2 separate regions of the Homo sapiens genome follow, and region 1 is linked to region 2. A link is an interaction called in ENCODE POLR2A ChIA-PET data of the cell type or tissue named here. Cell type or tissue: OCI-LY7. All regions are shown on one strand. Links, peaks and the distances in the headings refer to the core of each region. The heading gives the core; the rest is flanking DNA.

Region 1 (6,063 bases), core at 2,401-4,900, 520 kb after region 2:
AATATTTAATTAAATGGAGATAAATTTAAGAATAATTTCTCCTAGGAAGCTATATGCTGACATAATGTGAAAGAATGTTCTGATAAAAATTTTAAATTATGTGTTGTATTGATTTTTTTTATGAAAGAAAGAAAAGAACACTTAAAAAAAGAGAGAAAACATCCAGTTAAGATCAACAAAAATTTTGCCAACCTTAATAATAAATTATAAGTATTGAATTAACTTATTTCATAAATTTTAAATTTTGTTAAAATTGTGCATATTAAAAGTGACAAATGAGGGCTGTTTTTACTACACATGACAAAACACAATGAAAGCAAGTTTGATTCATAAGTGATAAGCCTTGCTGATGGATATCATGAATTATTAGTGAATTTTGGCTTATTTGCATAGGAAAAAAGAAAGAGAGAGGGCTTTGGATTTTGAAATAGATTGACAAGTAGTTGAGATATTCTTTTAATCCACCACAATACTCAAGTGTCTTCACATCTAACCAAGATGAGACCCATCAATATTCTCAAAGAGTACATTGAAAAGACCGTACTTTGTCCTTTGGCAGCAATCTGCCATTTCCTTTCATGAATTATTATAAAAGAAGAATAAAGTAATGAAAATGTTATTGTGATTTGTACATACATATATGTGTGAGTTTAGTTTCTTGAAATATCGTAACACAAAGAAGAATACAAAAGTTAGCAGGATGTTGGATCTTATAGGCCATGTAATTTGATTCCATTTTCAAAAATTTATAGACTCAGTGCAATAATATCTTACTAATTACACAGTGAAGCAGCAAGGCAATTATTAGTATTTTTTGTAAACACTTTCAAATGTATTGTCAGAACACACAGATTATAAATTGTATTTCAAATTTACCTGCTTTTATTTAAAGAAAATATTACCTATGTATGCACATATAGCATACATATAATATAAATATAGTATAGGTATATTATGTATGTGTGTATAAAATCCTCCATTATTATAAGAGCCACTTCAGGTGTGGCTAGCATTCTTCTATTCTCCCCTGCCTTAGGGATACACCAAATGAACAACTTGTAGAACACTGCTCTTTGAAATGATCAAAGTAGTACATAAATATATAGTTTTCTGAATGATTATGTAATTGTTTTAATAAAAAAATCAAAACACAAAGCAAACAAAACAGGTAAAAAATAGTAAGAGTATTCAATTCCTATGATTAACTTCTATAGAGTTTACAAAAATCGATGCAGATTTTTGTGAGAACATGTACATATTGACAATCTACTGAATTTGCAGGTGAATACAACAGGTTATAAATGGTATGTACTGTATAATTCTATTTTTATAAAGCTCTCTTTTACAGGGATGGATGATTGTATCCTATGTTGAGACTTGTCATCTGTAATGCAGTACACATTACCAGCTTACCAATAGGTGGTTCTTCTCTACTTCTACAGTGGACTTAATAGTTAATGCCTGATGGTGAATGAAATGGACACAATTCCTTCTTCAGAGAGCTTCTCATCTAATGGAAGTAATATATTTATGAATTATAAAATATTTAGCACTTTGATGAGTTCTGGCAGATTAAGATATCATATAAAATAAGCAGAGTGTGTAATAGCATCTTGGTCTAGTACAGAGTCTCAATAGTCTCCCCTAGCTAAGTGTTTCCGGGGTGGACAGCAGAAACTAAGTAGAAGTTGACTAGTAAAAGTAGAATGGGATGAGCTAATAAGATGTTGACAGAGAAGAGAATAGCAAAAGACTTGAGACATATGAAAATATTGCATGTTTGAAGAACTGAAAGACATCCAATATGGAAAATTGAAGGAAAAAAGATGAGTAAATGTACCAAGATGGAAGTGGAGAAACAGATAGGAGTAGGAATAGATTAATTAGGGTCTAGCATGACCAGTTAACATAGCTGTTTTTTTTATTCCCAATGCAGTGTTTCAAGCAGGAAATGACATGAGCAATTGGAATTTTAAACGATATCTCTAAGTACCATTTAAGAGGAGATTGGAATAGAGTAAGAGATTCAAGGAGACCCCCTTAGGCGGCTACTGCAATTTTCCAAGCAATATATGATTATGGATTGGACTGTTATGGAGAAATGGATATGGACCATATGTAAGACATTGAAGAATAAACTCAAACAAGAGTCAATAACATATTAAAGATGAGAAAGAGAGGACTGTTTCAAGAAATACTCTTTTTCTGACTGATAAGGCAATATGAATGGTGGGGATAATCAGTGAAAGAAGGAGTAATGGAAGAGCATTGAGAGTCAAACTGAAAGGTAGTCATGAGTTTTAGATGAATTTATTCTCAGAATAAGGCAATTAAAGCCCAGAAGCAGTTGTGCAAAAACAATTCAATTGAATCCCTCACTTTGCAGGTGAAGAGGTGAGGGCCAGAGATTATAAAAGTGTGACTTTTTAAGCCTTATATAAAATATGAATACATATGTACATACATTTGCAAAAACCTAGTACCATGTTGCCAAATTGTCCACTTTAGAATGAATATGTGCCTATAATCCGTTATTCTGAAATATTTGAAAATTCATGGTCAAAGAAACAACTTATGATTTTTATATAATTTCCTAGAAAAAGTATAATGGGAAAACAAACATCACAACCCCAAATTTAATAATTATTGAAAAATGGATGAAGGAGAAATAAAAAATTTAAATTACAGAATTATAAATCTCATTTTCCCACTAGCTATACATTGCCAGCACATAGGACAATACTGTTTAGATGGCCAACACATAAAGAATGTTACAATGGAAGATATTTTTGAACAGCAAGCACTAAATTTATATTTTCTAAAATCGAAATTGAGGCAGGCATGGTGGCTCAGGCCTATAATTCCAGCATTTTGAAAGACCAACGTTGGAAGGCCATTTGAGGCCAGGAGCTTGAGACCAGCCCACGCAACATAGCGAGGTCCCATCTCTACAAAAAATTTAAAATATTAGCCAGGCGTGTTAGTGCCTGCCTGTAGTTCCAGTTACCTGGGGGGCTGAGGTGGGAGGATCACCTGAACCTGGGAGCAGTGATCGCACCACTGCACTCCCACCTGGGTGACAGACCAAGACTCTGTCTCAAAAAGATAAATTTAAAATTAACCTTAAAAAATTAAAATAGCAATTCTGTAATTCTGATATTGATAAAGTTGGAAGGGAAATGGCTTACTCTATAATTTAAATGGTTAATTAAAATCAGAACATCAACATAAAAGTTTTTTTATATATTGGGGTATTTTAAAGCTTTTTGTTATATGAAACTCAAAGAATTGAGAAAGTGAAGTTTCTAATATAAATATATACTAAAGCAAAACCTTAATTTTAATAATAAGCTTGATACTTTAGAGATTAAAACTTCTGTACCAAATATGTCAGGTAGGGTAATGGCCTTACTCCTTAGAATTCATGAACTATTCCTTCAAGTGCCAAACCACTTCAACACATTTCAGTACTGGCAGGGATGTATATACAAACGCTAGCAAAGACAAATTATTTAGGATAGCCATTCAATCAGTCCAAAAATGTAGAACAAATATTAAAATGAACTGAATTAACTTCCATATATATATATATATATATATATATATATATATATGAATTTTCTGTCTCATATATACATATATATACATATGAAAGAAAAAGTCTCACTCTGCGCACTCTGTCACCCAGGCTGGAGTGCAGTGGTGTGATCACGGCTCACTGCAGCCTAAGTCTCTCCAGGCTCAGGTGATCTTCCTACCTCAGCCTCTCAAGTAGCTGGGATTACAGGCATGTGTCACCACACTCAGCTAATTTTTGTATTTTGGGGGTTTTGCCAAGAGACAGGGTTTTGCCATGTTTCCCACGCTGGTCTCAAACTCTTGGGCTCAAGCTTTCCTTCTGCCTTTGCCTCCCAAAGTGGTGGGATTACAAGCATAAGTCACCAGGCCTGACCAACGCCCATATATTTGATGCCACTGCTACATGGGGGACACACTGTGTTGCACATTGTTAATTCCAATGGACATAATAAAATGGTTACGATTCTTTAAAATTATGTGTATATAGTATCTGTATGACCTTCATTACAGCACACAACAAATCATTTACCAAGTGCCTTTAATGTGCCAGATCCTGTGCTAGGGTATGTTAAAAATGAGAAAGCTATAACTTCTCTTCTCAGGAATTCTTGGTCTAGTGCACCTAAAAATTATGAGACTCTAAAGATACAGGCTTGAAAAATGTAGACTATGAGGATAAAAGAGAGCCATGAAGAAGAAACCATAAGGAAGAGGCACTTTAAACCTTTCCCACTGAAAGCAATATGTTAATTCCTTAGTCAGCTCTACAATTCTCTGAATGAGGAGTGTGTGTTTGTGTGTGTGCATGTGCCATAAACACCACTGGTGGAAGAACAAGAGAATTCCAGTTCATAAGTAGAAACTGTGGAAATGAAGGAAAAGGAAAAACTGCAGAAACTACACAAGGCTAGACTTCACTTTCCATATTCCTATTTCTTGATACCTACCCGAGAGTCACGGTCAGAAATCACAGCTGTTCCATAACACTCTGAGGGCATGATGGTCTGATACATGACAGATTCATCTAAGAGAGGATCCAGTACACATTCTATACATAGAAGTTTTGCTTCATAAAGAGTAATTAAGAAGAGGAAAAGAAAAATTATGAGCAAATATTTATTGAAAACTAAAGAAAATAGAGAGACACTTATTATAGCACATATTGAGAAATACACTTGAGAACAATTGTACCAGATGCCGACTTGCAGTATGCTCTAGGATAAAAAGGAAAAAAAATGAAAATGGTTCTCCAAACCCAAGGTAAAAATGAACACAAAGAGTAATAACACTAATAATATTTGTAAATAATGAACTCAATTACAGAAGATTTTTACACTCAGAGTCCTGGTGCTCTAACATTTTTAGATATAAATTTGGTTAAATTTCTATTTTAAAAATGATTCCTTCTATAATCTACCTTAATATATAGTAATAGAACAGCTCAAAAGCTTCCTCACAGAAGGTTGCCACAGCAACAACCCTTCGATATACATGCACAAAATTGAGGGGAAAAATACAGGTAAAATGCAACGGACTATGAAATAAAACAGTTAATTTTCAAGGGAGGAATAAGAAGTCAGAGGGAGATGGAGAAAGAGGAAAGGATCAGATTGCAGCATGGATAAACTATTTTAGCATTGGTCATTTCTGGTTCCATACAGCTGTGGATACACCTCCAAAAAATCTAACACAGAGGAAGGATACTCCTGAAAGACAGGCAAGGATAATGGACACAATGATGATTTTTGAAGTAAGAGCAGGAGAAAAATTGTGTCCCAAGGGCTGGCCCATATCCAAACAGAACTAAAATAAGATTGATACACACAAAAAAGGAAGCTCAGTCTACCTTTATTCCTAGTTGCCCTTGATGCCAAGTATTCATATGCCTTTGCCAACATTTTAATGTTTTGTACACTCAAGAAAATTTGACTTGAAGAAAGCTCTGCATTGAGTTTAGCTATTTCACCCTCTTTTTGAACCCTTTGGTCCCAGTGAAAGAAGACTTTCCTGGCACAATCAAGCCAGATAAATGTACAAGCGAGGCAGTACTTGACTTAAATACTATTACTTCCTGCTGCTTCTGGTGACCTCTCCTACCCTCATATTTCTACTCTCTGGTGCCTAATATCGGTGGATGCACACTGGGCAGCCTCCAAAATTCAAGACCTATCATTTTATCTCATCCCTAGAATTTTCCACCTGTGTAATTTTCCTTTTTTCATTATTTGCACTGGATTTCACATTGGCCTGTTTCTTTTCCTGAGGGTCATGGTAAATAACTTTAATCAATCGAACAAGAAGGGCTAACATTTACTGAGATACTATTGATGATTTATGCTAAGCCCTTTTATGGTATTTAATACTTATGACTGTACTATGATGTTGATATTATTATCCCCACTTTTAAGGTAAAGAGTGTGAGTGTTCAAGGTATTATATCACTTGAATAAAGTCACACAGTTAATATGTGAAAGTCAGGAATTG
Region 2 (6,063 bases), core at 2,384-4,883:
AAGACCCCTTTCATGTGTTTTGAGAGTAAGTAATGAATACTAAAATTTAGAGAAAGCTGTGAGAGAAGTTTGACTTCCAAAAGTAAGAAAAATCCCATTCAGAATACAAAATGTATAAATATATTTAGGTTTATTGCTTTCAAATATGCCCTTTAAAATTGTGGTAGATACTGGGCTGTTCAGATTCTCCTTTATTCAGAAAATTTCTGCAGCCAAAGAAAGCTGTCTTATCCAAGGTGACATGCCTTCCCCATCCCCAGGACAGCCTGAATCCTAAGACTGCTTATATGAAGGTTTCAAAAGGCCTAGGCTCCCTTGGTTCAAAAATGACAAATCTGATGGGTGCTGCAGCTCAGGAACTCCAAGTAAGTGAGGGAAACCTCTGTTGCTACTACCTAGTCCCTCCCTCTCCCCTTTCTCACATGGGCATTTCCGCCTTGCCACCCTCACCCCAGAACACACTCTAATCAACTTTCTGGTTTCCAATTCCAGTTTCAGAATCTGCTTCCCTAAAGGGAACAATCAACGAAAATCCAGAAAGAAGTTATGACCAGTGATTCAGTTATAACTCACAAGCACTTATATCTTTCTCCAACCCATTGTATTCCAAAACTTTTATTTAAAGGGAGAGACATGGAATTGTGAGCTAGGAAAAATTATACCTATGGAAGATACAGGTTGCATCATAGAAATAATTGAGAGTAACCATGTAAAGCAATTAAGTTCCTGTGGAAAAACTGTATCTTAAAGCTCTACTATATCAAATAATTTTAAATGCTAGTAAGTACAGTCTATTAAATCAATTAAACTCTTTCATATTTATTTGAGTAAAACATATTATCTGAAGGCCTCCATTTCCCTGTTACCCTGTTACAGTTTCTAGAAATCACCACACAAGGTCAGTCTTTGTAATATGCTCTCTGACAGAGCAGAAAGAGTGGCCAAAATGCTTTCATTAGTTTATTGGCAGGGGGTGATCTGAATTAACAATCCAAGTACTAATACTGAGGACTTGCAAATATTGATTAGAATGAAAGCAATACATTAGGTGATTTAAAGTATGGATATGCTTTAGTAGTGGAAAAAGAATTGCATTTGGATCATGGGCAGCCAAATGGAAGAGGAAAAGAAAAAGAACGACAAGAATAATAAATAAAGAGAAGTTCCATGACATATCACTTAGATATGTTGTATTTCTAAAGAGATGTCAACCTGCATATTCATCTGAAGAAAAAAACAAAAGCCTACAATTTAAACAGAAAGAAAAGCAGCTCTTTGGCAAGAAAAACTTAGTGCTAAGCCTTTAACATGAAATCCAGATAGAGGATCAAATCTTCATGGCTAACCCCATAAAATCTAACAAAAAATGTGTTCCAGAGGGTTTGATCTAATAATTTGCAGCCTTTTAGGCACAGACGTTCCTATGATTTGAACACAACTTTAGGTTCTATATTTGGAAACCTATATTACTATGGTCTATAAACCAAGGATTCTAAAAAGAACAAGATGGAAATTATAGTTATAAACTATATAATTATAAAATAACCATTTAAACTGTGAGAAAAATATACTGTCCTTGTTAAAAAAAATAAAAAATAAAAAGCTTAGCAGAGTTAAAAGATCCTGTGGGGGCCGGGCGTGGTGGATCATGCCTGTAATCCTAGCACTTTGGGAGGCTGAGGTGGGCAAATCACGAGGTCAGGAGTTCGATACCAGCCTGGCCAACATGGTCTCTACTAAAAACACAAAAAATTAGCTGGATGCAGTGGTGGGTGCCTGTAATCCCAGCTACTTGGGAGGCTGAGGCAGGAGAATTGCTTGAACCCAGGAGGCAGAAGTTACAGTGAGCCAAGATCGTACCACTGCACTCCAGCCCAGGCGACCGAGTGAGACTCCACTCAAAAAAAAAAAAAAAAAAAAAGAAAAGAAAAGAAAAGAAAAAGAAAAAAGAAACAAGAAGTCCTGTAGGACATGTAGAACTGAATTAAATTTCCAACTGCTCTATCTATATGCTTTGTGATCGTGAAAGAGTCCATTAGCAGATCAGAAACACAACATTCCCATACAAAAAATAGGAGTGATAAAATACTATGTCATAGAACACTTGGAATAATTAAGATTTCATATGCAATATAATTAGCACAGATTTTGACATATAAAATGATGTACTAAGTAGTCCAATAATTATAATAATTTATTAGTAATTTTATCCTAACACTTAAGCTAAACACTTTTCCAATAATCCTAATTTGAACCTTCTATAACAGTAGGTAGAATTGAACTATTCTGATATTCTCTAGAACTCATTTTAAAAGACCACATTTGTATTTTGGCTTCTTAAAATCTGTTTGGAGCATTTTAAATTAAATTAAAATATACCGTGATTGAATCACAGTTGTACAAACTCTCATCAACACACACACACACACACATATACCATATATATTGTGCTTTTCATTTCAAAGCATGATAAATAAGAAATGGAGATCAATAAGTCCTTGTAAGCCTCCTGGGGATTTGTGTGATCTAGAAATGAGGATCTTGCTTAAAATCATCTTAGAGAGGGTCTTTTTAAAAGTCATTTTAAAGTCTGCTTTTTGTTTGTATATTTTTTACTTGGACTGATTTTTAAAACAATTCCAATTTATAAAACACATCAAGACACATGCTGAGAAACAAATTGGGTGAGTTGTGAGCCACGTCTGTGTAGCCACAAGGCCTGCTACACTGCACATCTCACCTCCTGCAGCCTTCACTTTATTAGTCTCTTGTACGTACCCATCTATTATCCAGCCCCATATTAAACACTGGCAGAAGTTAAAAGGAGTTTTAAAATATATTAACATACAATGCATTTTTTACAATGTGCCTGTAAACCATTCCATTAATCTCTGGAAAATTTAATAAAACCCTATGTAGTTTTAGAGCTGAAAATTTCTCTCCCATCATGTTAAAAGTATATATTTTTAAACAAGTGTTCCTTTACAATATAAATATTGCATAGATGATTAACTGTGCACTCTCTCTTTAGAAAATAAATCAAAATGCTAAAATCTACCAGTTATCTCAGATCAATGTTCAGATGTTCAGATGCTCTGGCGTAAAAGAAGTAATTTATGAGACTGACCCACCCACTGTCAAGGAAAAATGAGTTTGAGTGGAATGCCTCATGGAGGAACTTTGCTCAGCTAAAAATGTATGTGAAAACACTGAGCATAAAATGAAGTCAAGAAGAAGGAAAAGAATCCAGATGGAGATGACTATTTAAAAAATTAGACCAGAAAAAAAAACAGTCAAATATTTAGGATAATGAATTAATACAATGTACTTTTGGATTATTGATACGTTTATTTTCTTAATTGTGCCAGTGGTTCACAGTTTTGTATAAATATGTCAAAACTTTCAGATGGTATAATTTAAATTTGTACAATTTACTGTATGTCAGTGATACCTCAAGAAAACTATATAAACACAAACTAAAAGAAAATACAAAAGACAATAAAACAAAACAAAAATAACAAATAAAACATCCCAAATGCTTAGAAATTAAATTCTTAATAATACTTTAGTTATAGAAGAAATCATAATGGAAATTAGAAAATATTCTAAATAGTTATGAAAATATTATACGTAAAAATATGATATAAAACTAAAGCACTACTTTTAGGAAAATTTATAGAATTGAATAAATGTAAAAGAAAGGAAGCTAAAAAAATCAACAAAATCAACAAAACATAATTAATGTGGAAGTTAGAAACTATTAAAGAAGAATAAAAATCAAAGAAATAGAAAACATAAAATGAAGAACTCCCCATAAATTTTAAAGCTCAGACTTTGAAAATCTTAATAAAATCAAGTAATACCTTACAAAAAATGTATCAAGGAGAAAGAAGGCAAAACACAGTGTGATGGTTAATACTGAGTGTCAACTTGATCGAAGGATGCAAAGTATTGATTCTGGGTGTGTCTGTGAGGCTGTTGCCAAAGGAGATTAACATTTGAGTCAGTGGGCTGGGGAAGGCAGACCCACCCTTAATTTGGGTGGGCACCATCTAGTCAGCTGCCAGTGAATAGAAAGCAAGCAGAAAAACATGAAATGGCTAGACTGGCTTAGCCTCCCAGCCTGCATCTTTCTCCCATGCAGGATGCTTCCTGCCCTTGAACATCAGACTCCAGGCTCTTCAGCTTTGGGACTCAGACTGGCTTCCTTGCTCCTCAGCTTGCAGATGGCCTATTGTGGGACCTTGTGATCATGTGACTTAATACTACTTAATAAATTCCCAAATATACATATATATATATATATATATATATATATATATATATATATGAGTTTATTTTTACAAACTATGTAATATTTATAATAGAAGATATATATATATATATATATATATATATATATATATATATATATATCCTATTATTTCCATCCATCTGGAGAGCCCTGACTAATACACACAAATTGAAAATATCAGAAATTCTAGCAACCAATTGAAAAAAATATTGAATGATACTATTTATAAAAAGATAAAGACATAAATACCTAGAAATAAAAATAAAGTGGTATAAGAGCTCTAAAAACAAAACAAAAAACATATAAATCACTTTTGGGAGAAATTAAAAACTAATTAGGAATAAGCTATATGATTTTAAGAGTTAATATTAAAAATGTTGTTTTAAAACTGATACATAGATTTAGTGCAATTCAAAACAAATTTCCAGTAGTTTATTTTATGAAAATGAATACATGGATTGTCTAACTTACATGAAAATGCAAAAAAAAGAATAACAAAGACAATTATGATGCAGGAGAACTTAGAACACTAAGTATTTCATCTTCATGTAATTACAGTGTGAATGAACAGTGAGGTATGGGTACAGATAGAGATAAACTCATCAATAGAATAGAATATAAAGAGGGACACCCACACATATATAGTCAGTTGATTGTAACATAATACAAAAAATTAACAAAAGAAAAGGATAATTTGACAAATTGAACTTAAAGTTAATTAAAATTTTATATCTTAAAAGACATCATTAAGGGTTAGAAAAGGCAAAAAATCAAGAAAAGATTATAGTTAAATGTTTGTGTATACACACACACATATATGTATATATAACAAATATTAAAAATTTATAAAAGATGTCTCAGGTCAACAATATCAAGATAAATAACCTGATAAGAAGATAGGCTACAGACTTGGGCAGGTGCTTCAAATAAAAGCCATCCAAATAATGCATAAACATGTGAAAAGATGTTTAACCTCATTCATCATTGGGCAAACAAATGTTACAACAATGAAATCCCACTGTATACTTACTGGAATAACTAAAATATAATAAAATACTAATATTTCCAAGTGTTGGTGAGGATATGGAACTCTCATATATTGATGGCAGGAATGTGACTTGGAACAATCCCTTTAGACAATTATTTGGCAGTATTTACTGAAGCTAAACATACATATATTTTATAAAGTAGCAATTCTATAATATATTGTATTACCTAATAAGATGCTTGCATGTGTCCATCAAAGTACATGCAAAACTATATCATCATGATTTATAATAACTAAAATGTCCATCAATATTAAATATAGTGTGGCATATTCATATTATAGGATGCTTCATGTCAATAAAAATAAACTGAAATTATGTGTGACAACACTGATAAATCTCAGTAACATAATGATAAGCAAAAACGCTATATTCAAATGTTACATACAATAAGATTTTATGTATATGCATTTCAGAAGTAGGCAAAGATAATTAACGGTGTAGTTCAAAGGGGGTAACAGATGATGGTAGAGGTAATGACTATGAAACAAACTTACCATGTTATGTTTTCAATGAGTAATAGTATATACAAATGTCAGGAATGGAACATGCCTTTTCTCTCTTTACTTTCTAATTTATTTTAAAATCAAGTTTTCTAAACTAGAGATTTGCCTTTGCCTGGTGGTAACAAATGAAGAGTATTTAAGAAAGGTTCTGAAAGAAATATGATCAAATATGCAAGCCCCACTGATCCAAAGCTACCTTGTTGAAAAGACATCTCAC

What was found. ChIA-PET counts read pairs that join two places held together with the same protein. Peaks named below come from ENCODE experiments on the same cell type or tissue, not always from the same donor. Only the 100,000 strongest peaks of a DNase experiment are listed, where the experiment ranks them.
Region 1: POLR2A ChIA-PET joins it to region 2 with 5 read pairs; 2 of 35 experiments call an interaction of 5 or more read pairs at or near these places.

What each region holds. Positions count from the first base shown.
Region 1 is chr2:154,624,393-154,630,455 of GRCh38, reverse strand. No RefSeq gene overlaps it. Among named protein-coding and RNA genes, the nearest start is that of KCNJ3, 71 kb to the left of the region's middle. In OCI-LY7, for the core only: no CTCF peak of the experiment used is centred there; no DNase peak of the experiment used is centred there.
Region 2 is chr2:155,146,514-155,152,576 of GRCh38, reverse strand. No RefSeq gene overlaps it. Among named protein-coding and RNA genes, the nearest start is that of KCNJ3, 450 kb to the right of the region's middle. In OCI-LY7, for the core only: no CTCF peak of the experiment used is centred there; no DNase peak of the experiment used is centred there; H3K4me3 peaks cover 226 bases; H3K27ac peaks cover 352 bases.